2 separate regions of the Homo sapiens genome follow, and region 2 is linked to region 1. A link is a loop called in an ENCODE intact Hi-C map of the cell type or tissue named here. Cell type or tissue: OCI-LY7. All regions are shown on one strand. Links, peaks and the distances in the headings refer to the core of each region. The heading gives the core; the rest is flanking DNA.

The links. Hi-C counts contacts between places; a loop is a spot of excess contacts. Peaks named below come from ENCODE experiments on the same cell type or tissue, not always from the same donor. Only the 100,000 strongest peaks of a DNase experiment are listed, where the experiment ranks them.
Region 2: a loop joins it to region 1, with 2.0 times the contacts of the local background. A loop is called at or near these places in 15 of 110 quality-filtered maps.

What each region holds. Positions count from the first base shown.
Region 1 is chr13:79,324,817-79,341,102 of GRCh38, reverse strand. RBM26 (RNA binding motif protein 26) reads left to right here. Exons shown (of 22, transcript NM_001366735.2): 19 at 3,801-4,001; 20 at 6,673-6,759. Among named protein-coding and RNA genes, the nearest start is that of RBM26, 73 kb to the left of the region's middle. RefSeq lists enhancers at 9,431-9,931, 9,932-10,432. In OCI-LY7, for the core only: no CTCF peak of the experiment used is centred there; no DNase peak of the experiment used is centred there.
Region 2 is chr13:79,376,175-79,392,460 of GRCh38, reverse strand. It overlaps RBM26 (RNA binding motif protein 26), which reads left to right. Exons shown (of 22, transcript NM_001366735.2): 2 at 13,554-13,672; 3 at 14,946-15,082. It also overlaps the pseudogene RNA5SP33. Among named protein-coding and RNA genes, the nearest start is that of RBM26, 22 kb to the left of the region's middle. In OCI-LY7, for the core only: no CTCF peak of the experiment used is centred there; a DNase peak (open chromatin) is centred at 9,717; H3K27ac peaks cover 931 bases.

The DNA of each region.
Region 1 (16,286 bases), core at 4,733-12,732:
ACAGTAGGCTTAAAAGAAGCAAATGTAGTTGTAGTGGTCAATTTAAAAATATATTCCCTTCCCTTCATTCTCATTAGTAATTGTTGGTAATCCCTGGCATACATATTGAGATGTTAATATAGGAAAGAGGGAAGAGGTCAACAAATTTTTCAGAGGTACTAGATAAAATCTTATTTAATGAGGAGTGGCAGTAATTCTGCCTATATCCCCAAGTTCCTCCATTTCTAATGAATTTTATTTCTTTCTATTTTTGGTCTGTCCTCCCTGGAATAGAAAACTTATAATAAAGTCTTTTCAGGTATTCTTATGGAGATATTCTTTGCATATAAATTGAGTTGCTGTATGCGAGTTTTAGTTGGAGAACTATATTGAGAACTATTTTGAAGAATATGTTTACTTGAGTTTTGCCTATAGATGGTGCTGTGGATGTTTAGAAAAGAGAAATAAACTTCTTTCTTGTAATTTAATTAGATGGTTATTTATATAAGAAACAACTCCTAGTGAAATTGATTCCTGTTATATGATATGAGAGAGAATTTTTGAATAGCAAAAAGAGGTTCAAAGATTGGAACTGTATTTTGAAATAGACATTAACGTCATTAATATAGTTGGCACATGTCTGTATTGTGGTTTGATACAGGAATTTAAGATTTTTATACTTTAGATTATTTAGCTTTAGCTGAGATTAATGCTTTTTTCTTAACTTGTTGGCAACTTGATCATTTTTTGGACACGGTAGAAATCTGTTTTGAATACTGCCATCCAGGTATTAAAGACTTAACATTTAGTAGCTACCATACTTGCCTTAAAGCTCTGTCTTCTCTGAAAGTCATAGGAAGCCATAGGATGTTGTCCTAAATGTTCATACCTTTGCATTCTCTGGAAACTTGATGTGGTTGCATGTGTGTCCTGCCCAGTATTTTTTTTGGGGAAAAAAAAAAGTTTGAAAAATATTTCTTTTATGTTAATAGAGAAATTGTGTTTTTCCCATTGTAGCGATTTTATGCCAGTGTTGGTGGAATCTTTGAAACAAAATATCATTTTCAAAATTCTGGCCCATAATTTAAATAAATAATAGCATTAACAAAATTCCTTATTATTCTGTGTTTTGCTTTTTTATTATAACATAGCTAAACACTGAATGACATTTTCTGTTTTTCCTTTATCACGGCTTACGTTTAGTTTTCAGTGAATATTAGTTTTATGCAGTAATGCAGTACTTCCCAGAGTGTGTTCATTCAGCACAGTCATTCCATTAGTTGTTAATAGAAAACTGGTGAAAAAAGGTTCTTAGGCTAAATAATACAACCTTAGAACAGGTTATATTGGATATGCGTTTTTACTGTGGGGTTTCTTAGAGGCTTTTAATTTCTGAATCTCTAAAAATACATATTAAGTATTCAGTGTTACTCAAGTTTATTTGTCCAAGGACCCTCCTTTTCAAGGAGCATTTTGAGGCATTAATATTCCTCAGAGCATACTTCCGTATATACTGTTCTATTACTAATATTAATCCTTGAGCTTCAAAATTTATTATTACGTGTTATTTTGTTATATTGACAAATGAAGAATTATATATATGATAATCCAAAATGTTTTGATATATGTGTAAGTTGTGAATTGATTACGTCAAGCTAACATGTCCATCACCCCACATACTTGTGATTTTTTTGATGAAAATTGAACATTTAAACTCTACTCTCTCAGCAATTTTCAAGTATACAATAATTATTATTAACTGTGGTCACCAACCAGTGCTGTACAATAGATCTCTAGAACTTACTCTTCCTATCTGACTGAAACATTGTACACTTTGACCAACATCTCTCCATTCTTCCTGTCCCCACAGCCCCTGGTAACCACCATTCTGCTGTCTGCTTCTATGAGTTTGATTGTTTTAGATTCCATGTATAAGTGAGATCATACAGTATTTGTATTTCTTTGCCTGGCTTATTTCACTTGGCATTATTATTTGGATATTAGATGATTATTTTAGCTAATGCTAAGATTAACTGTCTTGAGATGCAGAAACTGAAATACCTGTACTAGCAGAGATTTGGCAGCTGTGCCTGCTTCACACTTCCATTTGGGTATCTCACATCTAAGACTCAACATCTTCAAAATTTTGCTTATCTTGCTCCTACACCCCATCTGTACAGTTATACAAACCAGAAATCTGGCAGTCTTAATTGATTTCTCCCTTTGCTTCAGCATCTATATCTAATTAATTATCAAATTTTATATATGTTACTCCTAAATGTATCTTAAATGCGTTTACTTCTATCTCCATTGCCACTACTGTAGTCCAGACTTCCTTCTTCAGGTCTTTTGTAGTGGCATACTGAATGGTTTCCCAGCTTCTTTTCTTCCTTCTACTCTGTTCTTAAAACTCTAGCCAGAATATCCTCTTCAGCACTGATTTGGTTACATCACTCTTTTACTGCTTAAAATCTTTTAATTTATTTTTATGGCTCTTGGGATAAAACTCAGAATCCTTAACATGATCCTTAAAGTTATGTGTAATCTGACTCTGCCTTTCTCCAGGCTTATCTCTCCATCCAGCTACACTGGATTATATTCATTCTTTGGGAAATTACATTTCTTTCAGCGTTGGTGCCTTTTTTCATGCCGTAACCCCTACCTCATTCTTGCCTTTTTTCTTTGCTCCTCCTTTGATTCATTGAACAAGTATTAAATACAATCCACCAGCTACTGCTGGGAATAAAGCGGAGAATAAAATGGAAAAAAAAATATCTTGAGGGAACGTACATTCTAGTGGGTTATTCACTGCAAATCTTTGAAGTTCTTTTCGAATCTTAAAGCATTTCTTCACGTTTTGAGTCACTTCTCATTAATATAGTTAAATAACTTAGTTGCTCTTGTTGTTTTTTAAGATGGAATCTTGCTCTGTCGCCCAGGCTGGAGTGTAGTGGCGCGATCTCGGCTCGCTGCAACCTCTGCCTCCCAGGTTCAAGTGATTCTCCTGCCTCAGCCTCCCGAGTAGCTGGGACTACAGGCACTACGCCTGGCTAATTTTCAGTATTTTTAGTAGAGATGAGGTTTTTCCATGTTGGTCAGGCTGGTCTTGAACTTTTGGCCTCAGTTGATCTGCCTGCCTCGGCCTCCTAAAGTTTTGGGATTACAGGCGTGAGCCACCACTCCTGGCCATAACTTAGTTGTTTAATGCTTCTTTACACTTACGACTTGGGTTTCATGAGGGTAAAGACTTGCACACAGAAAGTGCACATTAAGTATTTGTGGAATGAAGGAGTGGTGTGCTATCATCATACAGAATAATGTGGTAGAATATCAGTGTGTTACATCAGTTCTATAATGATGTTAGTGATAAGTAATTAAAATGATTTGAGATAACTGTACCTATTGAAGTCAATTGGCAAACAAATAGAAAATCATAACTGGAAAAAATGTATTTATTGTGAATGTAGGTATTATCTGTTTATTATCCTGACTTCTGAAGTAACATTTAACACTGCATACTTGGAAATCAGGAGTTGCTGATCTTTTTGTGATATATCCTGATGTCTTAGAGAGCAAGAACTTAGAAAAAGGCACATTTAGTAATTCCAAGACCTCAGTGTTATTTTTTTGTTTCAGTTTACTAGCCACCTACATTTACTTTCACTAAACTAAAACCCCAATTTAAATTATGTGATCCTTTTATAGGGCATTTGAATACATTGTCAAATTGCATTAAAGTTTTATTCATCTGCCAGAGTGTAATGCTTGGCTTGTGTTAGTAATCACAGCATTGTTTAACCTGTGTGTCTAATCTCTTCTAGGCTGCCAAACGAGGGATTCTTTCATCTGGTCGGGGCAGAGGAATTCATTCAAGAGGTCGAGGTGCAGTTCATGGCCGAGGCAGGGGGCGAGGGCGAGGGCGAGGTGTGCCTGGTCATGCTGTGGTGGATCACCGTCCCAGGGCATTGGAGATTTCTGCATTTACGGAGAGCGATAGAGAAGATCTTCTTCCTCATTTTGCGGTACTTTCTTACTGCTCAACAAAACAAATGCTGATAATCATCATTGGGGATAGTAGACATAATTAAAGAGGAAGTTATGAAAAGGACATAAGTAATTTCAACTCGTTAATCTGAACAAAGAGTTTAATCTTTAATTTTTTTGTTAATTTAAAAACAAACTGTAGGATTTGTATAATTATCTAGAAGAGACATTACTATTCTTACACTTAGTAGGCCATGAAATACTGTGAAATGAACAATATAAACTTTGCTGTTTCAGAGAGGGAAGTCTTGTAGTTTAGTTTGATTTGATATTTACTTTTAAAGAAAAAGTTAACATATTGCATGGGCCATCCAGATTTTTAAAATAAGGTTTGTGTTTGTTAAAAATGTATTCTTGATCTAGCTGACCCAGTATTGAAACAAGATAAAATTTTGACCTATGATCTTGAAGTTGCCTCCGTCAGTGTCAGGATGTAATGAAAAAGACTTTGTATAATGGTAATATATTGACCTACAAGAAGGGAGAATGGGATTCTAGTCTCTGTTAATCCATTATTTAACTTGGACTTCCTGGGATTTATTAGGCTCATGTTCAAAATGAAGATTATACCTGCTGAATGGCCCTTTCATCTCAAATGCTGTGATTCTTAGTGGTATCCCAAAGGTTGGTTACTAAGCATCAGTTTTACCCTCAGCATTATATTTAATAGTAGTTGCTCTGGAGATATGAAGGAAATAATCAGTTCTTTATCCTCAAGGCTTTTACATGTATCAGTTTAACACAGAATAAACTACAGACATAATTTATAATCAAATTATAATTTATTAAGCACTATAAATACTTTAGTAACTTAGAGAAGTATCACGCTGGCATATGATGGAAAAAAGAACAATAGAGGAAAGTTTCATAAAGTAGTAAAACTGTAATTTAGATCTTAAAGAATAGGTAAGCTAGTAGGTAGGTACATAAATGATTTAACCTTTTGAAAATTCAGACTTAGGTGTTTAAAAATCATATTGGAGGCTTGCAGCAGTTACAGATATTTTGTCAGGACATAAGGAGATATTGACAGAAATGGTTTATGTTTAAGAAATAACCAAAATGATTAGTATTTAAGAATGAGGAGTCTAAAGTCCTGTTCTTGGTGGATTTAAAGGGATAAAGAAAGGAATTAAGAGAACTAGAAAGGAGCTTGGAAATAAATCTTGCCCATCTTTTCCCTGCTGTGTACCCCACTTCCACACCTTCCACAAGAGAAAGGAGAGCCAGATAATTTGTATGTTGTGTATAGTTTTACAGCTAATCAGGAAACTAACAATGAATGTGCTAAAATAATCCAAACAGACAAAGTGAGTTTGTTGTGATTTATGTTTTGGTGAGACTAAGGTGCTTTTGGCTGAGAAGTATTCAGAGCCTCTAAATGAAAATTCTGACATGCATTTGGACATTGAAATTTCACTCCAAAGTTCACATTTAAATTATTAGTCTTAAGTATGAGCACAGGTTTAGTTGAAGTTTAGCTTCTTTTCTCTCAACCTATGATTTGAACACATGATGGATGTCAGAGGAAAAAAAATTTACATTATTTAATATATGTGATGTTAAAGGACCATTAACTATTACAAATTGTGATTAACAAAAATGCTGTATCTTCCAGTACCAGTAGTAATAGTAATAAAAATTATAACTAAAAACCTATAGAGCACTTACTTTGTGGCAGGTATGCCCTCTGAGTGCCTTACAATAATTCATTATGAATTATTTGGATAACCCTGTGAGGTAGATACCTTTATTTACGCCCATTTTAGAGGTGAAGAAAATGATGCATGATGAGGTTAAGTAACTTGTTTACACAGCTAATAACTGGCAGAGCTAGAATCTTAGTGGCTCTAGGACATTCTCTTTACTGTGCTCTACAGAACATTTCTATGATATGTGTGGAGCTAATGAGATTACAGTTATAATTTTTGGGGGGGATAATTAGGAAGGTATTGATAATGATATATAAAGGACTAGAATTTTGTGGGATAAAGGTTGCTGTTTGTAGAAAAATCCTCCCACACATGAGGGAAAAAAATCCAACAAACCAAAAACAGGAATAATATAATGTGTTTAGCTTTTAAATGTTCTAAACAACTATAAAGTACAGTAGAGTGTGTAGTAAGCAAAACCATGGTCAGTTAGGGTGTTAAACTTTTGAATCAAGAGACCTGGAATCTCTTCCCATTAATTAACAATTAACTTTGGGGAAGTTACTTAAATTTTCTTTTTCTTTCTTTCCCCATTTATTGAGAATGATACCAAAAACTCACAAATTCTGAGGATTCAGTATGTTGCTTAAGAAAGAGTTTATCTTGGGATTGGTTTAGTGAGTATAAGAGGAAAGTTAGTTAGCAAGAACGCTCAGGCTTTGACCATTATTTCCTTCATTTAAAGCATAGTTCAATTGAGTATAAGTTTTACTAATTCTGGGAAGTGTGAATTGTATGTAAGATTGGAAGACAGGACCACCTTTTATCTTATCAAGTACTAAAATAAATTACTCACCATACTTTTCTGTTAACCATTATGAATTGTTATGTATTCTGGGTTATATTTATTAGTATTTTAATGTTTTTTAATACCATTAGGATTTTTGGATATTTCAAAATATTTATTTGGAGGAAATACTTTTTTTTTAATTTAAAGCAATATGGTGAAATTGAAGATTGTCAGATTGATGATTCCTCACTTCATGCAGTAATTACATTCAAGACAAGAGCAGAAGCTGAAGCAGTAAGTTTTAAAAATAATTTATCAATTCAGATTTAAATGATTTATAAGTATTACTTTTAAGTTTTAATATAAATGAATTTTTTAACTTACTAAATAATATGCTTTGACAATAGGTAGAACACCTGAAGTGGAATTCATGCCCTCAAAGAATGTCCTAATGCAGTTATAAGCAATTCTGTGTGTAACATAATACAATTAAAATACATATTTAGTCACCAAGTGGAATGTCAAATTGTGCTGTCGTGAGATACCAGGGATTCTCCTTTCTTTCTTTTTCATAGTAGATAGGGCCACTCCACTACCCATTATTCTTTTTTTTCAGCTGACCCAAAACAGGATCTGCTTTGGCAGAATGAGTGGTGAGGGATAAGGTACAAGCAGTTCTAATGTCTGCCCATCTTAGCCATTCCTCATCTACTGCTTCCTGGTCTCATCAGGTTGAACTCTAAAAGAAGTGTCCCTAGTTCAGCATAGCCCCAACTAGACTTCTATGACTTTTTGCCTAAGACATGGTCTATACCTCTAACTTTGAGGGTACTCTTAGTAAAGTTACCTTAAACTATCAATCTTGAATTGTCTTTCCAAGGACTGACCGGAATATCTGCAACCTTGTCTTTCATTTGGGTTTCAAAGATTAAAAAAAAAGGAAAATGGGAGTGAGGTGTAGGGGATTCATAGGAGCCTTTTTTGCCCTGTGTGTTCTTTCTTCAGGAATTGTAGAGAAGACAGTGTCACTGTTTTGTCCTTGCCATTGTTCCAGGGATGAAATAGTTTTCCAAATGAAAGCAATGAAAGAGTGAGATGCTTTTCAGAAGTTTTAAGTTGATTTCAACTTAAATAAGTTTTGAAAAAACCTCTACATTTATTTATCCTCTTTGTAGTGAATGTTCTCTGCCAGCACAGTGGTACATTGCTTACCTGGTAGAAGTTGCCCTTGGGGCATTGTAACCATAAGACTATGGGTCTGATAAGTCATTCAACTGGAGCCTTGAAAAAATCTAGTTTTGGGGGTAGAGGTAGGGGGTAGTATATTATTTTATAAAATAGGAATTCCTGATCTTAGGGTGTTCTCTTTTTAAAGCTAGCTTTGAATAATCATTTCTTTAATGTTCTTTTGTGAAAGTAAAAAGTAATTTAAAATTGATGAGATTTTAAAACTCATAAGCTTGTATGTGTGTATGTTATATTGAAAAAGGTAGATCTTTGATTAAATGTTCTCTCCAGGGTATTGTTAAGTGCAAGTTTAGAGTAAGCTTCCTTTCAGTGGTGGCTTCAGTTGATAATTTTTAGTCTCTTGCTAGATAGGTAGTTTTATGTTTTATGTATTTTCTAGGGAATAGTGGTATTATAAAATAATGATAGTTGTTACTGTACAAATGGTTCAGATATTGCCAAATTTGTGGATTTATTAAGAACTTTAAATATGTACTACTTCCCTTGCTTGCTTATATGGCTGAGAAAAAATTAAAACCTCTTCTTAAATAATTTTTGGAAATTTTGCTCGCGGAAAGACTTTTGACACGTACCTTCTTTCTTGGGTCTTGCTTTTTGTACCTTAGGCGTGTATACAATGTATTTTTCAAAATTAATAACAATAAAAAATACCAGGGATTAATGTATAAGGAAGACTTTAGCACTGAATTACATGAAGGTTGAATAAGTGACAGAATAACTAAGGCCAAGTTAGGTCTAATGAGAATTACCTATTTAGAGGAAATAGCTTTAGTTGGATTTACTTAATAGACTAAAAAGAGTAATGACCACTGCTATGATAAATGTTTAGATTTTTAGTTACAAAAGTTGTTAAAGCATAAGCATATCCTTAAGCCAGAAAGTTTCTTAAAATTTTGTAATGTTGAAAAGAATAGAAAATTAAGTTGAAGCTTATCTTATACAAGCAGGATACATATAGAGCAGTGGTCTTCAAACTTTTGGATTTCAGGGAACAGTAAAGTTTAGGAATTTAAAAATTTGTGTGTTTGTCATAGAGGTATCAACTTTTTATTTTGCCAGGGAAGAATACTTTAAAAATACAAAAAGATTGTCATGTTCTATCACCATTGTTATATAAAATAAAGGAAATTTTAACACTGAAAATGTAGGAGAACATGAACTCGCAGTAAAGGATAGGCCTTCCCAAGAAAAAACTGTCAGCCCTTGCCAATGTTTACTGTCAAACATTACATTGTTCTTGTTTTCTGGACCATTATCCTAGATGACTGAATGAATTTATTTTCTATAATCAATAGATGCATAGTATTTCAAGATGAAAGTACAAGAATAAATAAGGTAATTGAGACATTCAGATATAACTGAAAAGTGAGAAGTTTTCCTCAGGAAAAATATTGAAGCATTTTAAAGACCATCAGTATAAGCAGAACACTGTTAGCTTTAGGTTAAGATGGTTTATGGTTTGACTCTGCCTTGTTACCTAGAAGATGGTTCCTATTACCTTATTTTCTATTTTTTTGTCTATCACCATGCCAAAGTACTAAAGTTGGATAAGTACTCAGACAAGAGTAAAGCAGTCGTCTCTTCCATGACTGATTTGAATATTATCTTTTCTGCACTGAATTGTTACTGTACCTTTGTAGGAGCCCAAGATCCTGTTCAGAATAGGAATAATTAAGTTGCTGTTTTAGAAGAATCAGAACAAAAATGAAACCTATAGTCCCAAACTCACAGAGGTACAATTTTTTTTTTTTTTTGAGGCGGAGTCTCGCTGTGTTGCCCAGGCTGGAGTGCAGTGGTGTGATCTCAGCTCACTGCAAGCTCCGCCTCTCTTGGCTTCATGCCATTCTCCTGCCTCAGCCTCCCGAGTAGCTGGGACTAGAGGTGCCTGCCACCACGCCCAGTTAATTTTTTTTTTTTTTTTTTTTGTATTTTTAGTAGAGACAGGGTTTCACCATGTTAGCCAGGATGGTCTCGATCTCCTGACCTCGTGATCCACCTGCCTCAGCATCCCAAAGTGCTGGGGTTACAGGCATGAGCCACTGTGCCTGGCTGCGAGGTACAATTTTTTATATCAAAAGGAAAGAGGGGCCAGGCGCAGTGGCTCACACCTGTAATCCCACCACTTTGGGAGGCCAAGTGGGGTGGATCTCTTGAGTCCAGGAGTTCGAGACCAGCCTGGGCAACATGGAGAAACCCCATCTCTACCAAAAAATCAGCCAGGTGTGGTGGCGTGCACCTGCAGTCCCAGCTGTTTGCGAGGCTAAGGTGGGAGGATCACCTGAGCCCAGGAGGCAGAGGTTGCAGCGAGCTGAGATCATGCCACTGTGCTTCAGCCTGGGCGACAGAGCCAGACCCTATCTTAGCAAAAAATAGGGGGAAAGAGAATCATGTTTTACTAAATGGATTCAACCAAAAGAAGTCAAATTATGTGCATAGCAGAGTGTGTGTGTGTATGTGTGTGTGTTTTTACTGATACTTAATAGTTATTAAGTGCTGCTATGTGATGGGCACTGTGCTACCAGAATTAGTAACTTGAGGTCTGAAGCTTGTGGGAAAGTAGCCATGTGCATTGAACTCAAGAGTTAAAGAATTGGAAGTCTTTCTTTGTAACTTCTAAAAATTAGATTTTGCATGTTTTTAAAAATGTGTGGTCATATATATTATATAATTATATGTATTTGTGTTCATAACTCGTGCTTTAACATTCTATAACATTACAAATATTACTAAACTTGCTTTTAGCCTTCTTTTATATATTAGTTATATTATCGTTACTAAAAACGTAAGGAACCATAGGATTGCAGTTTACTTTTCGGTAATTATCTGTATTTCAAGTCAGTTTTCTCTGTAGTTTTTGCAAAACACTGTTTCTGCAAGAGATCCCCTAACAAAAGATTCTCTTGTCAGATAAGTTTGTGAAAGGCTGCATTTTTATATTCCATTTAGAACTGTAGTCTAAATGGACTAAGTCCAGAGGTAAACAAACCTGTTTAATTTTGTTTCACCCAACATTTTTCCAAACTTAATTGTTTCCAGAACATTTTCCACGTAAGATGTGGAATCCACAATTACTTTTCATAGTTTTTTCCTCCTTTGTTAGATCTTTAACCTTTGTGCTTTCTGTTATGTATATGCCATTCCTTAATTTGCTGTAAGCTTTGAATGAATGTGTGTAAGAATAAATAGTCAAAAGACTAGAGACAAGCCTCTGAATAAACTATTTCAGCTTTAAAACTCAAATTTTGTGTACATTTTATAGTATAGAAATTAGAATTATAAAATGTATTCACATATGCACATCATTGAGCTTCAACAGTTATCGACTTAGGGCCAATCTTATTTCATCTATATTTCACTCGCTACAACTTGCCCACTCCTTATTTTGGAGCTATTCACAGTCACTGTATCATTTCATCTGTAAACATTTTAGATGATAGAACCTTAAATGATGGAACCAGTTTCTAGAGGTTTGATTCCTTCCTTTTTCATTTAGGTTTTAACGTAGGTTGGCTCTTCGAATGATAGAGCCTTAAAAAAATACAGTACTACTATCACACCTAAAAATTATATTCCTAAATATCAAATATCCAGTCAGGGTTGACATTTGTCTAATTTCTTGTAAATTTACTTTTTAAAAATAAGGATCTAGATAAGGTTCATATTTTGATATAGCTTGATTGGTGTTATGCAGTCATAAATTCATATATAAACATTTTATGGGTACAAATCCATTGCTCTCAGTTATTAATGTTGAAGTTATTCCATCTTTGGCCAGGAGACTACAGGTTGGCTCCTGAGTGCTTTTGACAGGATCCTAGTGGTTCTGTTCCTTCTGGTATGAGAAGGTGTTCTAGGTTCATTTTAAACACTGTCTCTTCCAGACCTGGAATTGACCCTTTCTCTAAGGAGCTTTGGTTTATTTATTAGGCAAAGATATTTAGACACTACAGTTTGGGTACTAGGGGTACGCATTACTATTAAGTATGTTACCATCACTAATCCTTTTCAGTTGTCAGAACTGGGAGTGAAAAAAAAACATACATATATATATATGTATATGCACATATATACACATGTATAAAGAAATTTAGAGCTCATACTGATACTTTGCATTTAATTTGGGGCTATAAAGTTTTTAATACATACACATATATACACACATACAAGTAGATAGGTAAAGATAAATTCAGAATTCACTCTGATACTTGTTAATTCTAGACTCTATGGTTTTTACTTAATCTCATGGGTCTTAATGTCTCTACATTTTTCCACCTTTCTCACTGACACCAACATGTGGGTGAACGGATATGTACGTTTAAATTTTTAATGAAAATTGCCCACCATAAAGGTTATACTTATTTGCCCACCAAAGATGTATGAGAATGCTTTTTCCCTACACTCTTGCCATAGTGTGTACGCTACATAGTGGTTTTACTACTTTTCTTATTAAAAAAAAAAATCCATAGGTATGTAGTTTGTCCTCATTTTTATCGGAGTGGGGTATCAGTTTTATCTTCAGTTTATCAAACTGAAATAGAAACTCATTTAGGTTTTAATTCACTTTTCTGATTGTAGTTGAGCCATTTTCATGTTTAATTAAATGCTGTCTGTTTTTATTGTTTGTTTTTATGTCTATCAACTGTTAATGTCATTTGCCCATTCTATTATTTTGCTGAGTAGTCTTTTTTTTTTTTTTTTTTTTTTTTACTTAATGCAGGGGCTCTTTGTATATTTGGAAATTAGCTCATAGCTTATATTTTTATGAATTTTCATTTATGCTGTATTTTCCACAATAATAGTTAATTGTCCAGTTAATCTTTTTTTATAGTTTGAAAGGCTTTCACCAATCTGAGATAAGAAACATTTTCCCTTGTTTTTTCTAATACTCTTAATATTAATAGGCTTTTTTTTTTCTTTGAAGACTTCACATTCATTTTTTTAAAAATTTACGTGGAACTTATTTGGTCTAAGGAGTGAAATAGGAAGCCTGTTGGGTTCATTAGTTAAATCTAGTTTTTCCAGGCTTATGTGAAATATATAAATTTCTGATATGTTTATTTGGGTGTGTTCCAGACTCTTCCATTGATGAGTTCTCTCTTCATGTGCCTGTTTCTCACTGTTTTAATTAAACTAGCTTTCTAAACTCAGTAGTTTGTCAGGGCAGTTTGGATTCCCTCTCACACCCAATTATTACTCACTTTCAGAATCTTGCTGGTATGTTTTAGGTGTTTATTTTCGATGTAAACTTTTGAATAAACTTAGTTTCAAAAAGATAGACTAAGTTATGGGAGAATGAACATAATAATACTAAATTTTCCTCAAATGCTAAGTCTTCCTCTAAAACCTCATTGTCTTTCAAGTTCTTCAGTACTTTTTACATTGTAAGAGCATTTTAATTTTTTTTAACATAGCCAGTATATATTACTAGTGTTAAGGTTTTCTTTTTTAAAAATTAATTTAATTTTTAGATTCAGGGAGTACACATGCACGTTTGTTAATGAGTATATTGCATACTGGTAGGGTTTGGGGTTCTAGTATACCCATTACCCAAATAGTGAACATTGTACCCATTAGGTAATTTTTCAACCCTCATCTGTCTCCCACCCTTCCTGCTTATGGTTTCTTTATATAGACAACATACATTGCTTATAAATTTCCCCATAATAATTCATCTTTTTATTGCTATTTTAAATGAGATCTTTTGTTCCATAATATTTTCTATTGGTTCTTCATATGTAGGAAGACTGTTCATCTTTTTTTATTAAATGTGTAACTGCCATCTTATCAAACTATTTGATGGTTTTAATTTTGCTCTCTTGGGTTTTTTGGGTTTTCATTCAATTTATCTTTGGTTAAACATAGTTTTACCTCTCACATTTCTACACTTATACTACTTTCTGTTATTTCATCGTTTACCTTTAGAAAAATGTTAAAAACATCGATAATAATAGTGACTGACTTTTTTGCAGAATGAAAATGCTTCTAGTATTTTCAGTATTATGTGTGATGCTGGCTTTTTGTCTTAAGGTAGAATACAAATGACTCTGTTTCATTAAGATTTTTGATCAGAAATGGATTTTTTTTTTTTTTTTTTGAGACAGGTTCTCATTCTGTCACCCAGGCTAGAGTGCAGTGGTCTGATCACAGCTCACTGCAGCCTTGACTTCCTGAGCTCAGGTGATCCTCCCACCTCAGTCTCCCAAGTAGCTGGGACTATAGGCACACGCCGCCACAGTTGGCTAATTTTTGTATTTTTTGTAGAGATGGGGTCTCACCATGTTGTCCAGGCTGGTCTTGAACTCCTGAGCTCAACCAATCTGCCTGTCTCAGCCTCACAAAGTGCTAGAATTACAGGTTTCTGTCACTACGCCCAGGCTAGAAATGGATTTTTATAATGCTTTTTGATGTTTGTATAACAATGACTTTTTTTTTTTCTTTTTCACCTTATTTCATTGCACTGCTTCTAATCATTCTCTTCTGGTTTAAATCCCATAGTACTGTATTTTTAAAAATCACTAAAGTCTCTTCTTTTTCTTTCTATTTCTCTTTTTACTTTTTAAAATGATTTTCAAAAGTAAGATTGGTTTGTAAATTTTGGGAGGGATATTTTTGTCAGGTATCTCTATTACCTGTCATTGGAAAGTTTCCATTATTCTTTGCTTTCTGAGATAATTTAAGTTGCTTTGGAAATATGTTTTTTAAAATTTTAATAGAATTCATTTGTGAAACTATCAGTATCTAATGATTAAATGTGTCTTTTTACAGGCTGTTTTGTAGAAATGATTTGTTTAAGTTTATCTTTGCTGGCTTTAGTTTGGTACTTTGGTAGTTTTTTCAAAAATTATCTTTTTAATCTAGATTATCAGCTACATTTGCATTGGGAAGCAAATTTTATCTTCATCTGATACTATTTCCCCCCCTTTCATATTTTGTGGATTTTTACATTTAGGTCCACTTTCACCTTTTTGACCACTACGTCCTAGCCCAAGTAGGCATCCTGTAGAGCACATTTAAACATGGTGTTCCTTAACATTTTATAAATGGCTATACAGTTCACTTTTAAAAATATATTTTAATGGAATTTTAAAGTACATGCATAACTCTTGAAGCACTGCCATAGCATACTTTAAAAAGTTATTTGCATTAATTATTCGTACTGTTTAAAAGCAGTACAAAGCAGATAATGTAGTACAATACAGTTCAGAAATAGACCTAAGTTTATACAATCATGTGCCACTTAAGAGGGATATGACCTGAAAAATGTGTTGTTAGACAATTTCATTGTTGTGTACACATCACAGAGTGTATTTACACAAACATAAATGATATAACCTACTACACACCTACACTCTATGGTATATAGCCCGTTGGTCTTAGGCTACGAAACTCTGGCATTGTGTTAACTATACTGAATACTGAGGCACTTGTAACACAATGGTAAGTATTTGTGTAGGCAAACATATCTAAACATAGAAAAGGTACAGTAAAAATAGGGTATAAAAGATAAAACATGGTATACCTGTATGGGGTACCTACCATGAATGGCATTTGCAGGACTGGAAATTGCTCTGGGTGAGTTAGTGAGTGAATGTAAAGGCCTAGAACATTACCATCGTATTTTATAAACTCGTACTTTAGACCTTATAAACACTGTACACTTAGGCTATACTAAGTTTATAAGAACATTTTATCTTTCTTTAATAATAAATTAACCTTAGTTTGCTCTAGCTTTTACTTTTAAACTTTACAATTTTTAAAAACTTTTTGACTCTTGTAACGCCACTTAGCATAAAACAGACACGTTGCACAGCTGTACAAAAATACTTTCTTTATATCCTTATTCAATAAGCTTTTGTCTATTTTTAACATTTTTTTATGTTTTACTTTTTAAACTTTTAATTAAAAACTAAGACACAAACACATACATTAGTCTATGTCTAAACATGGTCAGAATCATCAGTATCACCGTTTTCTACCTTTACGTCTTGTCCCACTGGAAAGTCTTGAGGGGCAGTAACACACACACAGCTGTCATAGGCAATGTGTGTATTATAGGCTGAGGCCTACGATAACAGTTCCTTCTTCTGAAATACCTCCTGAGGAAACTGCCTGAGGCTGTTTTATAATTAACTTAAAAAAAATTAGAGTACACTCTAAAATAATGATAAAGAGTATAGTATAGTAAATATGTAAACTAGTAACAGTCGTTTGCCACCATATTCAAGTATTATGCTGTACATAATTGTGCGTGCCATACTTTTATATGACTGGACTGGCAGCACAATCGGTTTGTTTACACCAGTATCACCATGTGAGTAATGTATTATGATAGTTATAAGGTCACTAAGCAATAGGAATTTTTCAGGTTTATTAAAATCTTAGGGGACCACTTTTGTATATAGTCATTGTTGACCAAAACATTGTTCTGTGGTGGCTGACTTTATGAGGATTTTAATGGATCACAAAGGAGTTGTTTTAAATCAAGGAATAAAACAAGTTATTCAGTAAATGATGTTGGGGCAATTGACTAGCTATTTGGAAAAAAGACAGCATTATGTCTTTTTTAAATATCC
Region 2 (16,286 bases), core at 5,622-13,621, 50 kb before region 1:
CATAATACTTACATAATTATTGTATATAATATATAATGCTCCAGAGATTAATTTAATAATTTAAGAAAGTAAGCTTTTTTCCTAAAAAGTAATGGTTACATCATAAATAATATATAATGTAATTATATATAATTACTAATTATATATTACCGTTATACAATTAATTATATATTTTATATATAATTAATATATAATTATATAATAATTATGTATTATTGTATAATATATAATTATATAATAATTATGTATTATTGTATAATATATAATTATATAATAATTATGTATTATTGTATAATATATAATTATATAATAATTATGTATTATTGTATAATATATAATTATATAATTATGTATTGTATAATACATTATTATATAATTATGTATTATTGTATAATACATAATTATATAATAATGTATTGTATAATATATAATTATATAATAATGTATAATATATAATTATATAATAATGTATTGCATAATATATAATTATATAATAATTATGTATTCTTGTATAATATATAATTATATATAGTGTTACGTATTATATATTTTTTCCTGTTGATTGTTCATACACTCCCTAGTTTTTCTGATACATTGTTGGTTTCTTAAAAAGTTGATTTGTAGGAGCTTTTCATGTATTAGGGAAATTGTGATATGATCTGCAACTTTCTCTTTCCCATACTGACATTTATGTTTTGATTCTGCTTATGGTAATTTTTCTAATATAGAAATGCTTCGGCTGGGTGCGGTGGCTCACGCCTGTAATCCCAGCACTTTGGGAGGCTGAGGTGGGTGGATCATTTGAGTTCAAGAGTTCGAGACCAGCCTGGCCAACATGGTGAAACCATGTCTCTACTAAAAATATAAAAATCAGCCTGGTGTTGTGGTGGGCGCCTGTAATCCCAGCTACAGGGGAAGCTGAAGCAGGAGAATTGCTTGAACCCAGGAGGTGGTGGTTGCAGTGACGCTAGATGGCGCCACCGCACTCCAGCCTGAGCTACAGAACAAGACTGTCTCAAAAAAACACACACACAAAAAGAAATGCTTCATTTTATGTAGTTGAATTTATCCTTTATTTCATGGGGTTTGGATTTTCTATTGTAGTCATAGTCAGAAAAACTTTCCCTATTTTGAGATGAAGTTACTGCCAGTGATATTATAGCGAAAGCTATCACTAGTTGTGCTTACTGTATGCCAGCATACTAATTGGGTTACCAGTCAATTAATGAACTCTAATTGACTATATGCGTGCTACAAATCATACTGTGACTTACCACGAGAAGTCAGTGAGGCAAAATGGAAACCAGTCACTGTATTTTCTCAAGTAGTATCATCCATGTCCTTTATGATCTTATTTTTAAAGAAAATCCAGGTATGAAGTATGGATATAGCCTTATTTATGTATTTTTATTCAGATGCACACAAAGTTATCTCTATAAAACTTGACTGCATAATCCATGTTTTCCCAGGGATTTGAGATGCAACCTTAAATAGATACTAAGTTCTTATGTGTATTTGGGTTTATTCTAGACTTTTTATATATTGATCTATATCTTTTACACTATTCTCTTATTTTTGGTGATGAAAGGCTAGTCCTCTGTCAATAATGTTCATTTTTAGAATTTTCCTGCCTGGTTTTCCTTGACTGCCCTTGCCCTACAACTTTATTTTGAAAATTTTGAATATACAGAAAAGTTGAAAGAATTTTACAGTGACATACCCGTCATTGAGATTCTACCATTAACATTTTAGTGTGCTTGTCACTATTATCCTTTGGTTCATTTCAGAGTAAATCGCAGATGTCAGTGCACTTACCCCTAAAGCATGCATACCATGCTTTACTTCAGTACTTTAGTTTTATTTTAATTTTAGAATACAGATACAATCAAGTGCACAGATCTTAAGTGTACCATTTTATAGTTTTTACAAGTGTATACATTTTTGTAACCCAGTCACCTGTTAAGATAACATTACCCTTGCCCTGGAAAATTTACTCATTTCTTTTCCCATGCCCCCACCTACCTCTAGAAGAAAGCAGTGTTCTGCCTTTTTTACACTATATATTAGTATTACCTGTTGTAGAACTTTTCTGTCAGTGGAATCAGAGTATTATTTTGAGCAAGGCTTTAATGTGCCTGAGATTTATCCATATTATTGCATATATCTGTAGTTTGCTTCTTTGTATTGCTGAGTAGTATTCTGTTGTCAGAATCATGGTATATACAGTAGTTAACAATAATAATGCTCTCATTATTGTTAATTTGACACAATTTCTTAAGTCTTACTAATTAAAAATAGTACATGATGGTTCTAATAAAAATTTAAACAGTGTAGAAATAGAAACCAAAAATCAGTCTTCTTATTCCTTTCTGATTCTCATATATAAACTTGTAAACATATATCTGTAAAAATATGCATGTGCCACCTATTGATGAATATACATGACTTTTTTTCATAGATAGAATCATTTATATGTTGCTACTACAACTAGTATTTCCAGTAACACTGCACATCATCCCATAAAAGTATACTGTTAGGTAGATTCCTATTCTTTCCAGTGGTTCCATAGAATTCCATTATGTGAGTGTATTGCACTTTGTTTAAATAGTGCTTTATTTATGATGTAATTATTACTTTTTAGGGGAAAAAAGCTTATTTTCTTGAATTATTTAAGTACTTCCTGTATGTAGTCAAGGAAAACTTACCAAAAGACTTTGACTTGAAAAGCAAAATCCTCTTTACGTTTCCCATCCTTGAACTTTTACTGTTAATATGTAGTTTTTATGCCGTTACAATGGCTGAAATCCAGTGTTTTTGCATGACCAAATCATCTACGGCCATACCACTCTGAACACCCCTGATCTCATCTAACTTGGAAGGCAAGCAGGATTAGGCTTGGTTAGTACATGGATGAGAGACTATAGTTTATGTAACCATTCTGTTCTTATTTGTCATTTAGGTTGTTTGCTTTTTTCTTTGGCTTTCCAAATAACTATTTTTTTTCCCGTTTCTTTTTTTCTTTAACAACGCAACTAGTACACTGTTTTTGACTTTTTAAATAACTCTGCAATGAACATCTTCCTCTATGTGTATGTTTGCTTTATTCTCATTAGTAGAAGTTATTTTCTAGAAGTCAGCTAATGCTGCTGTTGGAGGCTTTCTTAGTATTAAGTATACTTTCTTGGTTTAAATCTAGTACTTCAGAGGAACTTGTTTTATGATGTTATGTATTGCATTATAAGTAGTTCCTCATTTTGTTTTTTGTTTCAAAGAGCCATTTTAAAAGAAGTTACGGGAGATAGTGTGTCAGTGTAAATTCTAGCCTACTTTTGAGTTCTGTATATCTCTGCTCCATACATTCTGCAATTATTTATTTTCCATTTTACAGGCAATTTAAAAGTTGATAAAAAAATTTATAAAATCTTAAATGAAGTCACTTATAAATGAAAAGTGTTTGAATGATTATAGATTCCACATAGCATTAATATATACTTCAGCCGGTCGTTTATTTGTTGCTCCTTGTAATAGTTATAAATGCAATAACAGGTACTTTGAGGCCTGTAACTTGTGATCTTTTTTGGACATATTTTGTAAGAAATTGTCATTGTGACGTTTCTTATTTGTTACTATTACTTTCTTTAATGATCTCAAGTGCTTATCTTACCTTTTTAAAAAGTTTAATTTTTTATAGTAGCAAGCAGACTGAAATAGGTAGAACTTATTTTTGAAAACTGCTTTATAAACTTGCAGTTACCAGTCTCTAAAGTTGTTAATGCACTTACCTAAATTGAATCATGTTAAGTTTGGATGCCTGTGATGACATTAAACAGCCAAATTGGAGGAACAGTTAAGTTCTGTGAGAATACATGAAGTTTGGAGGAATCGTGAGTATACATTGTGATTAGGAAAAGGCTCTTGAATCCACCTAGCCTCTGTGGGTTTCAGATGTAGAGAAAGTTTTATTGCTATACTGAAGTGATTGGACAATTTTGGAGCTATATTATGAGATGTGGGGAAGGTTAAAACAGGAGTTACTTGATCCAGTCTCTTTTTAAGAATGTTGCTTGCTGGGCGAGGTGGCTCACGCCTATAGTCCCAGCACTTTGGGAGGCCCAAGTGGGTGGATCACCTGAGGTCAGAAGTTCGAGACCAGCCTGGCCACCATGGTGAAACCCCATCTCTACTTAAAATACAAAAATTAGCCAGACGTGGTGGTACATGCCTGTAATCCCAGCTACTGGGGAGGCTGAGGCAGGAGAATTGCTTGAACCCGGGAGGCGGAGGTTGCAGTCAGCTGAGATCGCCACTGCATTCCAGTTTATGGCATGTAGAGGTTTGATTAGATAAAACGTTTTGAAGACAAAGGAAGACTAGTTAGCTATTTCTTAGTCTAGTTTAAGAGTGAGTTGTGAAATGCCTGAATTTAGATTGCTATAATGTTGGTAATTAGAAGCTCCTTCTCAATACATTGTGATTTGTTCTAGGGAAAAGGCAGGCATAGTTATCTGTAATACCAATGGGAGAAACAGTCAAACATACCAGTAGTTGCTATGTAACAGTGGTAGAAACAATGTACAGAAATTATATAGGTCTGGCAATTTAGGAGAAATACACAAAATGTTTCTATTAAGTAGAATTTATTTATGCCTTCTAAGGGCTCAAAATTTGGTCATGAGTGCTGAGGAAATGGGATTCTGTGACTCTTTAGAAAGACATAAAGAAAAAAAATTCTCTTGAAGATTCTAATGCTATGTACTAAATTATTTTGAAATTCAGTTAACTAAAAGTTACTGGAATGGGAAGGGAGAAAGAGCGCAAGGTGGTGAAAGCCAAATATTTTTTCACAAAAATGACCCACTTTTTCAGATCGTATGGTTCAGTGCCTTTTTTTTTTTTTTAAATGAGTAAACTAAAGCCTAGAGAAATAAAATGCTAACGCAGGATTATATAACTAGTGAATAAAGCAGAAATAACACCAGACTGGAAATCTGAAAATTGTTTTTTGGAGTACAGTTCAGTGCTTTTCTTCAATACCAGACTGCTTCATGGAAAGGCTAACAATTTGGCTTGGGACAAAGTAGGTTTGAAAGGTAATATAGGACTTAAAATATAGCAACCAGAATTTAACTAAAGTATATTTTTAGGGGTGATTATAGGCATTTTTTTTTATCATAGTTCATTATTTAGTAATCCCTTAACGATTGTTAGGGTGCTTGGCAGGTTAATAAAGTGTGTCTTATTTGTAATTATATTTATTTGTAATTATTTCTAGTTTGGCAAGTCAGCTGTTAGATGAAAAAACTGAAGCTTAGTTTGCTTAGTCTTAAGATTCATGACCGGAAAAGTGTCCATAATAATTTCTCATTTTTAAAGATAAATTTTGGCATGACTGTGGTAACCGTATCAGAAAATTTTGGTAGCAATGTTAGAGAAAGACTTAGAAGTGAATCTCTAACATATATAACCACACAGCATTAGCCAGACCTTTTAAAGAAATATGAGAAAAAGGTTAAAGGCTTAATCGACTCAGCCAAATTTATCCAACAGGATGATAGAACTAGGTTTTTTGTATTTCTAGTTTTAGTGCTATTTCTTTTGGATAATTTTGCCTTTTTGGTTTTAAAAGAAAATGTTCACTAGCCTCTGCTCTCTCATTTTAGTAACCAGAGGGATGGGTTACCTGAGATCTGTTGTTAACTAGACAGAATGTGAGTAATGGAGTGGGGGTGGCCTCTAGAACCAGTCTTTTCTCAGATAACTCAATTCTTCCTCAACTATGAATAGGAATTAAAAAAAAAAAAACCCTAAATATGAAGGTTAGTCATGGGTTACCATATTGCAGATACACCTTTTTTTTTTTTTTTTTTTTAAAGAGAGAGTTCTGTGGCTTGATGTATAACCATAATTATAACCACAACTATCTGGGCTTAATTTGTCATTTGGGCTGCTGCTGTTTGCACTGAACAGTACAAACTTTTACTTTGGTTTTGTTATCTGACTATTGGGTCTTTGACACTTAATGGGCACTTCTTTTTTTTTTTTTATTTAATTTAGAAGTTATGTAACTTCTAAAGCTATGGTTCTCAAGTGTGATATCAGGATTCCTGGAATTTCCTGAGAGCCTTTCATGGTGTCTATGAGGTCCTTGTTTTTCCAACTATGTATCTGTGTCAGGTCAGGTTTTCTTCATGTACTTCAACCAGTATAACATGTCATAACAGACTGAATGTAAAAACAGATGTAAGAATCGGCCTGTCTTCTATTAAGCCAAACAAAGGTATTTGCAAAAAGTGTAAAACTTGGTCACTCTTCTCAGAAAATTTGTATTTTATTTTGGAAAAATAGTTTTTGTGTTTTTTTTTTTAATTTTAAAAATATGGTATTTAATTTCAGGTGAGGCTATTTATCATAGAGCTCTGCCTATCCCTGACCTGCAGTGGGGATATGACCTAAATGGGGAAGATGAGTCATTTTCAGAGGCCAGTACGGATGCTGGGGGAGAGAAGAGTAGCCTCCTTTTTCTGGTTTCACTAGCTGTTAGAATAATGTAAGCTGGGAACTGCTTGGGGGCCATCATTTTTGCCACACATAGAGAGCATTTCTGAAAGTGAAAAATGCAGAATAGAGAGTCCTGGTGATATGATTTGAACTCCTGGATTCAGAAAAAAAGCCAGCCCCACATATGGGCTTCCTGTTTGTTTGCACATAAATTCTTCTTCTGATTACTCAAACAAATATAGAGAGTTTTTATGCTAGTTTTAATGGATTTATTATATCAAACTAAACTAAATTTTTTCTCAATTTTAATTCTTGATAAATATTGATATAACTCTTTTAAATAAAAAGCTGTTTGGAGTGGTTCCTATTTTTAAAGCATAGAGGGCTCCTGATACCAAAAAGTTTGAGAACCACTGTTCTAAAAGTAAGATGGAATCATGCTATTTCTTGGAATGATGTGGGGGAATAAAAGAACTGGCCAATAGTTTTCAGTGTTATAATTACATGTATTGTGATACATTTTGCAGTGATGAAGAAGTATTAATAGATTGTGTGATGCTCAAGGATGGATCATATTTAGATATGCTTATATTTTGATTTTATTTTGTAGAATGAACTGGGTGTATAATAACTCTTAATGAGTAGTCTTTGCTGTAACTAATTACTGTATATAAGTAATCTATTTTTGCTTTCTTGTTTGAATTAAGTGAAGCATGTAATAAACTACAATTAAAATTTTCAATGTATGTATTATGCTTGCTGCAATGAAATTTGGATTTTTAAAAGAGTAATTCTAAGTACAGAATATAAAATCATGACTTTGATGCAAATTAGATATTTTTCCTGAATATAAAATGAAAATTTGGAAAGAACAGACGTGGGTGCATATCCGTGTTCTAAAGTTACTCAGTTAACATATTTAAATTTAATTTTTAATTCCCACTACCACCTCCAGCTTCTTTTCAAGATTACTGAACATGGAAGCTTGGGTTAAATTCCGTGAGTTATATTCTACTGAATTTCTAAAGTCTCCAAGAAACTCGTGCAAAACAAACTTTTTGAAATATTGTATTGGAGTATTATAGCTTTCTTTACGGTCTCATTACTGTTTTGAAAATCTGAAAAACTAAAACACACTATGGGTGTGTTGGGGGATTAGTACAACCTTTATTTCCAGAGGTGATTTGTTTCTTGTTAAGAATATTTAGTTTTTAAAGATATTTTATTATAACATTTGATTTTCTGTATTAATTTGGCTTCTGTAACTTTAGTGTGTGTACTTCCCTCTCCACCCCAGATATAGTTGGAAGAGAATGACCTTCTTAGATGGTCACTTCTATGCTTTTAAAGGGTATGCATGAAGCTGGAAGTCTCCAACTGAACTGTTTTTAAAAACAAAGATGCCAGCTGGGCACTATTGCTCTCACCTGTAAATCCCAACACTTTGGGAGGCCGAGGAAGAAGGATCACTTGAGGCCAGGAGTTCGAAACCAGCCTGGTCAACAGAGCAAGACCCTATTTGTACACCCAAACAAAAATTAGCCAGGTGTAGTTGTGTGCACCTGTAGTCCTAGCTACTGGGGAGGCAGCGGTGGGAGGATCTCTTGGCAGGAGTTCAAGGTTTCAATGAACCATGATTGCACCACCGCCCTCCAGCCTGGGTAACAGCAAGACTTTGTCTCTAAAAAAATGAAATGAAAAGAAAAAAAAAAAAAAAACTTTATTAGCTGTATCCTTAACACAGTATATTCAGGAATTGACAAAGTTTTATTTTTATGCCTTTAAAATCATTGATGTGAATGACTTCATAGTGATTTGGAAATTTAATTTGCCAAAGCTCACTGAAGCAGTTAATTTGAAATCCTTGGAGAATTAAAATTGGAAACCCCAGTGTTCGTGAATGCTCACTTTGCTCCATTTCACTGGACTCCTGTCCCTCATATGTGTCAAGAAGGTCAAGTAGGCCTTAGGCTCTTTCTGATGGGTTCCCTTGGCCTGGGCTTTTTAAAATTTTTTCTTTTCCGGATAGCCATAAAGCATATTTGCATTCCATTTCCATTCCTATCTAAATTCAGATCCCTGTTTAAATGTCCCTTCAACAGAGTCCTTCCTTGATGATCTTAAATAATACTTGTTTTATCTTTTCTGTTTTCTTTCTCCTTACCTTTCTTCCTTTCTCCTCCTTTACACTTTATCTTTTCAACCTGGATTTTTCCTCAGAGCACGTGTCTACATGACAATACATACTATAAACGTATGTTTGTGTAATATGCATATTGGTTCCCCCCACCCCCCAATGTAAATTCCGTGGCAACAGTGATGTTTCTAAAAGTTGTATTTTCAGGATCTAGAACAGTGACAGAGTAGGTGCTTTTAAAATTTTCTTGAATAATGAATGCGATATTTGGACGATAATCACTAAACCCAACATACTTATTTTCTTATTTTATTCATCAAACTTTATATGAAGATGAAAGATTCCCTGACAGAAATGAGCCATTGATCTAGTGAGACATATATTTGTATGTATATTCTCTCTCTTAGTAACTATTAATATGTTTCAGATCTTTTGTAGTGTGTATTTTATCTACAGTGTAATTTTTAAAAAATGCTTTTCTATTACTAATATATGTAGATCAGTAATTGAACAGACTAATGTGTTATTTTATATTTCATATATTTGCACAGTATCTTATGAACAGATTTAAACCTAATGATTTTACTCATTGATACTTGTGTGGGATTTACTATCCAGTCCAGTGCTTATTTGCCAAGAGCTGTTCAGCCTATGCTTGAAACCATTCTAATGAAGGAGAACCCTCAGGCAGTTTATTCTGCCTTTGGGAGGCCTCTGATTATTTTAAAAAAAAAAAGCCTATCTCTATTTTAAGCCAAAACCTGTTTGGCTGCTTCTGCTTACTGGCTTTAGTTACATTCCTTGGAGGATATATTGGACAAATGTAATCCTTTTTCCTTGTGATAACTTTTCAATTATTTGAAGACTTACCAAGTTCTCTCTGACATTTCAGTTCTCTAGGCTGAGAATCCCTAGAAAACCATCTAATAATGATATCCATTTACCATCTTGGTCATTTTCTAAGAATCTGTTTGAGTTTGTTTATGCATTTATAAAGGTGGAACCTAGAACTGAAAGCACTAACACTCTACTGCATAGGAGAGCAGCACTCTTTCCTGTCTAGTTCTCAGTTTTCTGTTTTATTGCATGTTTATAATTTATGTTTCCCCCCCAGCCATTTCACACTTTCATTTCCTTTAACTTAACCGTTTACTAAAGTGCTTAAGTTTTCACCTTCTATTTGCCTTCTACAAATGCTATTGTTGAGTTAGATCTCATGCCTTATTTTGTAGTTTTTGCTTTTGTTTGTATTCTGCTCCCTCACCAGCCCCAACACACACACAGAAGAGTAATTGCAGTTGGAGCACTTGGTGATCATAATCATACTTTATTGGCAGATTTTGTTGTTTGTGGGAGCTAAGAAATACTTTTCAAAACTTGATTCTTTTTTTCCCCGATCTATAAGGCAATTTCAGGTCTGCTTTTTCTTTCACACATTTTCAGGATGCTAGCAGTATATAGCAGGGGTAAAGAAAAGTCTAGCTCTGACAAGATATAGATCATTCAAATTACAAACCTTTTATCAGCAGTGGCAACTGGTAAAGTACCTCGAACAATCTTGCTAGCCATGGAGATAATTTTTAAAAATAATTTGCTATATGAATATAGTTTTTTTAATTAGTTAATTTGAATGTTTATTTAATTGACTTTGCATAACATCATCACTAGAAGTTCAGATAATATAACATTTAAGACAAATAGAAAAGAGAACATAGGTTTTGCCTTTCTGTTCCTGATACATAACATTTCAGTATATTATTAAATTTCTGTGGTCCATATTTTTTACTCAGCTTTTTGTTTTCAAAAATATTGAAGTAAAAATGGAACTTCTTGTAGGACTTAAGAAAAATTGTTTCCCAAATGCAAATTCAGTTGTTTTGCCATTAAATGTGAAATTATAACCCCTGCTTCTATATAATTTGAACTTTTAACAAATGTTAAAAAGTCATCTGCCTTTCAAATTATTTCAAGGATTTAGAACTGTATATGGTAGTATATTTGTTGTGGCTAATCGTTTTTTATTCAGTTCAGATTGCTTCTACAGAAGATGTTGAGCAGAGATTCTTCTTTAATTCTGTCTTGCTGTTTTATCCAACTGTGGTTTATAGACCATAATAATTATAAAAATCATGAAAGCCTTCCTCTAGATTTTTAGCTGCTAACATTTTAATTCAGTTTTAAAATGTCCTATTTAAAAAATAATGGTGCAAAAATGAAATAGATTTGGTATTTCGTTGAGAGAATTGAAAAATGACAGGTAAGTTACTGGAAAAACCACTAATAAGTTAAAAATTCACCACAACAATCAAACCAATATTAAATTACAGCATTTAGACTCAGTGTAGACTGAATTTATATACAGCAGTTGCAATAAAACATAATAATATTATTATGTATCATAATGATTTCCAGTAAATTGAAATATGTTTAGCTTGATGTCTAGTTTGGTTGATGTCTGGTTGATTTGGTTGATAGGGAGTGACTGTAACTCTAGGTGTTTAAAAAGTAAATTGGAAGTCAGGTTTCTGGCACCTCGTTGTAAGAGGCAGTCTAGTGTGGTGGTTAAGAATGTGGACTTTGGAGTATGAGATTTAGTTTTAAATCTTGATTCATTTCCTTGCTGTGTAGTCTTGGGAAGTCTACTTAGCTTTTCTCTGAACCTCAGTTTCTTTATCAGTAAAGTGAGAGCCCAATATAGTATGTAAAATTAGAAGTGCAGTTCATGGCACAAACTAGGTGTTGAGTAAGTGTTAGTAATTGTTGAGTAAGTGTTAGTAATTAACTACTGCTATTATTTTATTGTTAGTTACTCTAACTTGTAAAATCTTAATAATTTTAGCTTAGTTATAAACAATTATATCATTCTTTTGAATTGGATGAAAATAGTTCAGACATCAAAAATTTCCCGTCCTGACATTGTTAATTGAAATAAACCAGGCACAGAAAGATTAATGCTGTATGTTACCACTCATATATGGGAGCTAAATAAGTTGGTCTCATATAAGTAGAAAGTAGAATAGTGGTTACCAAATGCTGGGAAGGGTGGTAGGGAGATAGGGAGAGGTTGGTTAACAGATACAAAATTACGCTGGATTGGATGAGTAAGTTCTAGTGTTGTTTAACACTGTAGGGTAACTACAGTTAATTTATTATATATTTTCAGATAGCTAGAAGAGAAGATTTTGAATGTTCCCAACACAAAGAAATAAATGTTTTAGGTGATAGATAGGCTAATTACCCTGGTTGTTCATTACACATTGCATACAGGTATCAAAATATCACATTGTACTCTATGAATACATACAATTATTATGTGGTTTTTTTTTTTTAAAAACTTTCCCTTCTTACCCTGTCCCTCCTTTACTTAGTTCATACTATCATCCTGTCCAGATAGCCGTAGTTTATTTATCCTTCCACATATATATAAACCAGATTTCTCTCTTCTCCCCCAACACAAATGGCAAATACTATACAAACCTTTTCTTTGTCTTGCATTTTAAATTTAATGAATTGATATGAAGATTTCTTTAGGGGTTGAAAACTTCATTACCTGTCTTTTTATCTTTTTGCTACATGTCATTCTTTTGTGTGGATTTTAATACAGTTTATTTTTCCAGTTCTCTCTAAATGGACATGTGCACATTTTTGATTTTACAATCAATATGACAATGAATAACTTGTACACATGTCATTTTGAACACGTGAGTATATGTGTAGAATAAATTCGTAGATGTAAATTGCATTTGTGACCTTGATACTACCAGAGTATTCTATCAGCTACCAGTTTACTCACACCAGCTCATGTTTAGAATTGCGTTTTCATTAGTCTTGCCACCAGAATACATTTTCATATTTATTGGATTTTGCCAACCTGATAACTGAAAAATATTTCAGTGTAACTTAAATTTGTATTTCTCTTATGGGTGAGGTTGAATTTTTACTCATTTAAGAGTCATTTTTATTTATTTTATGTTTTAGCATCTATTCATATCCTTTGTCTTTTTTTCTCTTATAATGTTAGTCTCGGTAAAAACACTGTGGGTTAGGGGAATTAGCCTTTTTGTGATGAGATAAACTGAGCTTGTTTTTCATTGGTTGACTCTTCATTCTGAGTTTTTTTTTTTGTTCTGTTTTTTATAATCACATTACTTTTTTGATAATATGGATTTTGTGTCTTCCTTACTCCAGGGTTAAATAAATTGTGTTTTCCTCTGACATGTTTCCAAGTTTATTTTGTAAAAGGCAACTGCCAAGTTGTCTCAATACATTTTCTTTTTTTTTTGAGATAGGGTTCTTACTTTGTCACCCAGACTGGAATGCAGTGACGTGATCCCAAATCACTGCAGCTTTGAACTTCTGGGCTCAGATGATTCTTCTCCCTCAGCCTCCCGAGTAGCTGGGACTACAGGCACACACTACCATGCCTAATTTTTTTTTTTTTTTTTTTTTTTTTTGGTAGAGACTGGGTTTCGCCATTTTGCCCAGACTGGTCTTGAACTCCTGGGCTCAAGCGATCTGCCCGCCTAGGTCTCCCAAGGTGCTGTCATTACAGGACTGATTCACTGTGCCTGGCCTCAATACTGTTTATTGCATAATTTATCTCTTCTTAGTTGGTTTGGATGCCACTTTTATAAAATCTGAATTCCTAGTACATTTGGATCCATTTCTAGACTTTCTTTTTTTGCTGTTTAAACTAATATACTGATGGGTATGTTTTTAAGAAATAAAATGGCTACACATAGCATTAAGGAGTGTTAGTATAAAGAGAACTTAAATTTCTTCAAGGTCCTCTGTGACCCGGGTGCTTTTTACATGTATTAACTCACTTAACTATTATTCTCACTAATTCAGTTTGTAACTGGAATTTGTAGAATGTGCAGTTGGCTAAATTTTCTTCAACATTGGTTTTTTTCTTTAGCTGTGATGCAGATCCATCCGCCCTAGCAAAATATGTTCTGGCTTTGGTAAAGAAAGACAAAAGTGAAAAAGAGTTAAAGGCATTATGTATTGATCAGCTGGATGTATTTCTTCAGAAAGGTAAGATCTTTGGTTTAAAAATACTACTATATTTTAAAAAGTTATTTAAGGCTTGGCATGGTGGCTCACGCCTGTAATCCTAGCACTTTGGGAGGCTGAGGTGGGTGGATCACCTGAGGTCAGGAGTTCAAGACCAGCCGGGCAAACATGGTGAAACCCTGTCTCTACATAAAATATAAAAATTAGCCGGGCATGATGGTGGGTGCCTGTAATCCCGGCTACTCGGGAGGCTGAGGCAGGAGAATTGCTTGAACCTGGGAGGCAGAGGTTGCTGTGAGCTGAGATCGCGCTACTGCACTCCAGCCTGGGCGACAAAGTGAGACTCATCTCAAAAAAAATAAATAAAGTTATTTAAAATAAGTTTATCCACAGAATATTAAAGGAACTCGGTAAGAAGCCCTAATTTTAACAAAGTTAAATAAACAATATTATTATTGAGTATATCCATAGCTTATTTAAAATGGATGCCACCTCTCAGTAATGTCCATGTGCTTATTCTTAAAGCATGTTGATATTTTTTCTTACATAGATTAAAAGATTAAGAAAATGACTGCCTATTTATTTAAAGCCAGTACTGCTTAGGAAACTGCTTTGAATCTTACCTAGCGCATTGCTTTTCAGCTTTTTGTACCTTGCCACATCTAGATTATGATAGTGTTTGTGTTTGCAACACTGAGTAGGCGATGTGGAGAAGACTTAGTCATGGCTGGAGGTGACTAGCCCAGAGGGCTGCGACCATTCCAGTCCCTACCGTCTTGAAAATAGCATGAATCAGTATTGCCTCAGGACTTGTGCCATGGCACACTGGTTGGGAAGCTGTTGATATTAGGATATTTTCTTTCTTTTTACTTTTTTTTTTTTGAGACGGAGTCTTGCTCTGTCACCCAGGCGGGAGTGCAATGGCGTGATCTTGAGTGCAGTGGCGCGATCTCGGCTCACTGCAGTCTCTGCCTCCTGGGTTCAAGTGATTCTCCTGCCTCAGCCTCCCTAGTATCTGGAATTACAGGCACCTGCCATCATGCCTGGCTAATTTTTGTGGAGACAGGGCTGGCGAGGCTGGTTTTGAACTCCTGACCTCAGGTGATCCACCTGCCTTGGCCTCCCAAAGTGCTGGGATTACAGACGTAAGCCACCACGCCTGGCCAGTGCTAGTATATTTTCTAGTTTATAAAAGTCAAGGTATGTTTCATCATATTAGAGATAAGAGATGTGGAAGCGGGGAATTAATCTTAACAAATGTGTTTTAATCTATGGTGTTTGGTTTTATTTTTAGAGACACAGATATTTGTGGAAAAACTTTTTGATGCTGTGAATACAAAGAGTTACCTACCTCCTCCAGAGCAGCCATCATCAGGAAGCCTGAAGGTAGAATTTTTTCCACACCAAGAAAAAGATATAAAGAAGGAAGAGGTAACGATTTGTGTTAATACCTTACAGGTTATTTAAACACATAAGAGGAATAACCAAACTGAGTTTTTATCTTCTATATCTTTGTGTTGGAGTCCTCAGGACCACTCCCAGTTTAAATGATTTTTCTAGGAGGACTCATAGGACTCTGCATATAATTGTGCTTATGGCCCTGGCTTATTTCAGCAAAAGGATATAAAGCAAAGTCAGCAAATGGAAAAGGTGTATGAGGCCAAGTCCAGTGGAAAACAAGCACAAGCTTACAAAGTCCTCAGAGTTGCACAGGATGTGCTTAATTCCCCTAGCAGTGAACTGTAACAACACATGGGAATTAGGCAAGCTCCTTAGAAACTCTGCCCTGCGTTCTTATTTGGAACTGGTCACATAGGCACCGCCTACCTAGTATGTACCAAAATTCCAGACTCCTGGGAGGAAGGCAGATGTTCAGTGTAGACCATATTGTTTCATAACTAATTCAGGCATAGTGAACCATTCCTTATCAGGGGGTAATGGGAACCCTCGAGAAATCAAAGTGCCCAGGAGCCAGCCTTACAAGCATGCTGGCTTTCTAAGGTTAGTATTGTCAGGCCTGCTTTTACTCTGCACAATATCTTACAGACATAGAGTCTTAATATCTGTTCTATGAAAATAATTAGGTTGACAATTGGTCTGTTTGCTTTTGTCATACATGTATTTAGTAGGGGACTGTTTTTAAGGTAGTAAAACACAAGGACCTTCACAAGACAGTGGATATGACTTCATACTTCAAGAGGTCCCAAAATTTTTGTGTGTATTTTACAACCTTCTCTCTTCACCCTTAGTTACTAGTCATATAATAATTTATATCTTTTCAATTTGATGTTAAAAGATTATAATTTGGCCAGGGTGAGCGTGGTGGCTCATGCCTGTAATCCCAGCACTCTGGGAGGCTGAGGCAGGAGGCTCACTTGAGCCCAGGAGTTTGAGACCAGTCTGGGTTATATAGTGAGACCTCATCTCTTATGAAAAAAATTTTAAAATTAGCCAGGTGTGATGGGGTGGTGCATGCTTGTAGTCCCAACTACTTGAGGGGCTGAGGTGGGAGAACTGCTTGAGCCCCAGAGCCTGAGGGTGCAGATCAAAGCATTACACTGCAGCCTAGGCAACTGAGCAAGACCCTGTCTGGAAAAAAAAAACAAACAAACTATAATTTTAGTGAAAATAATTG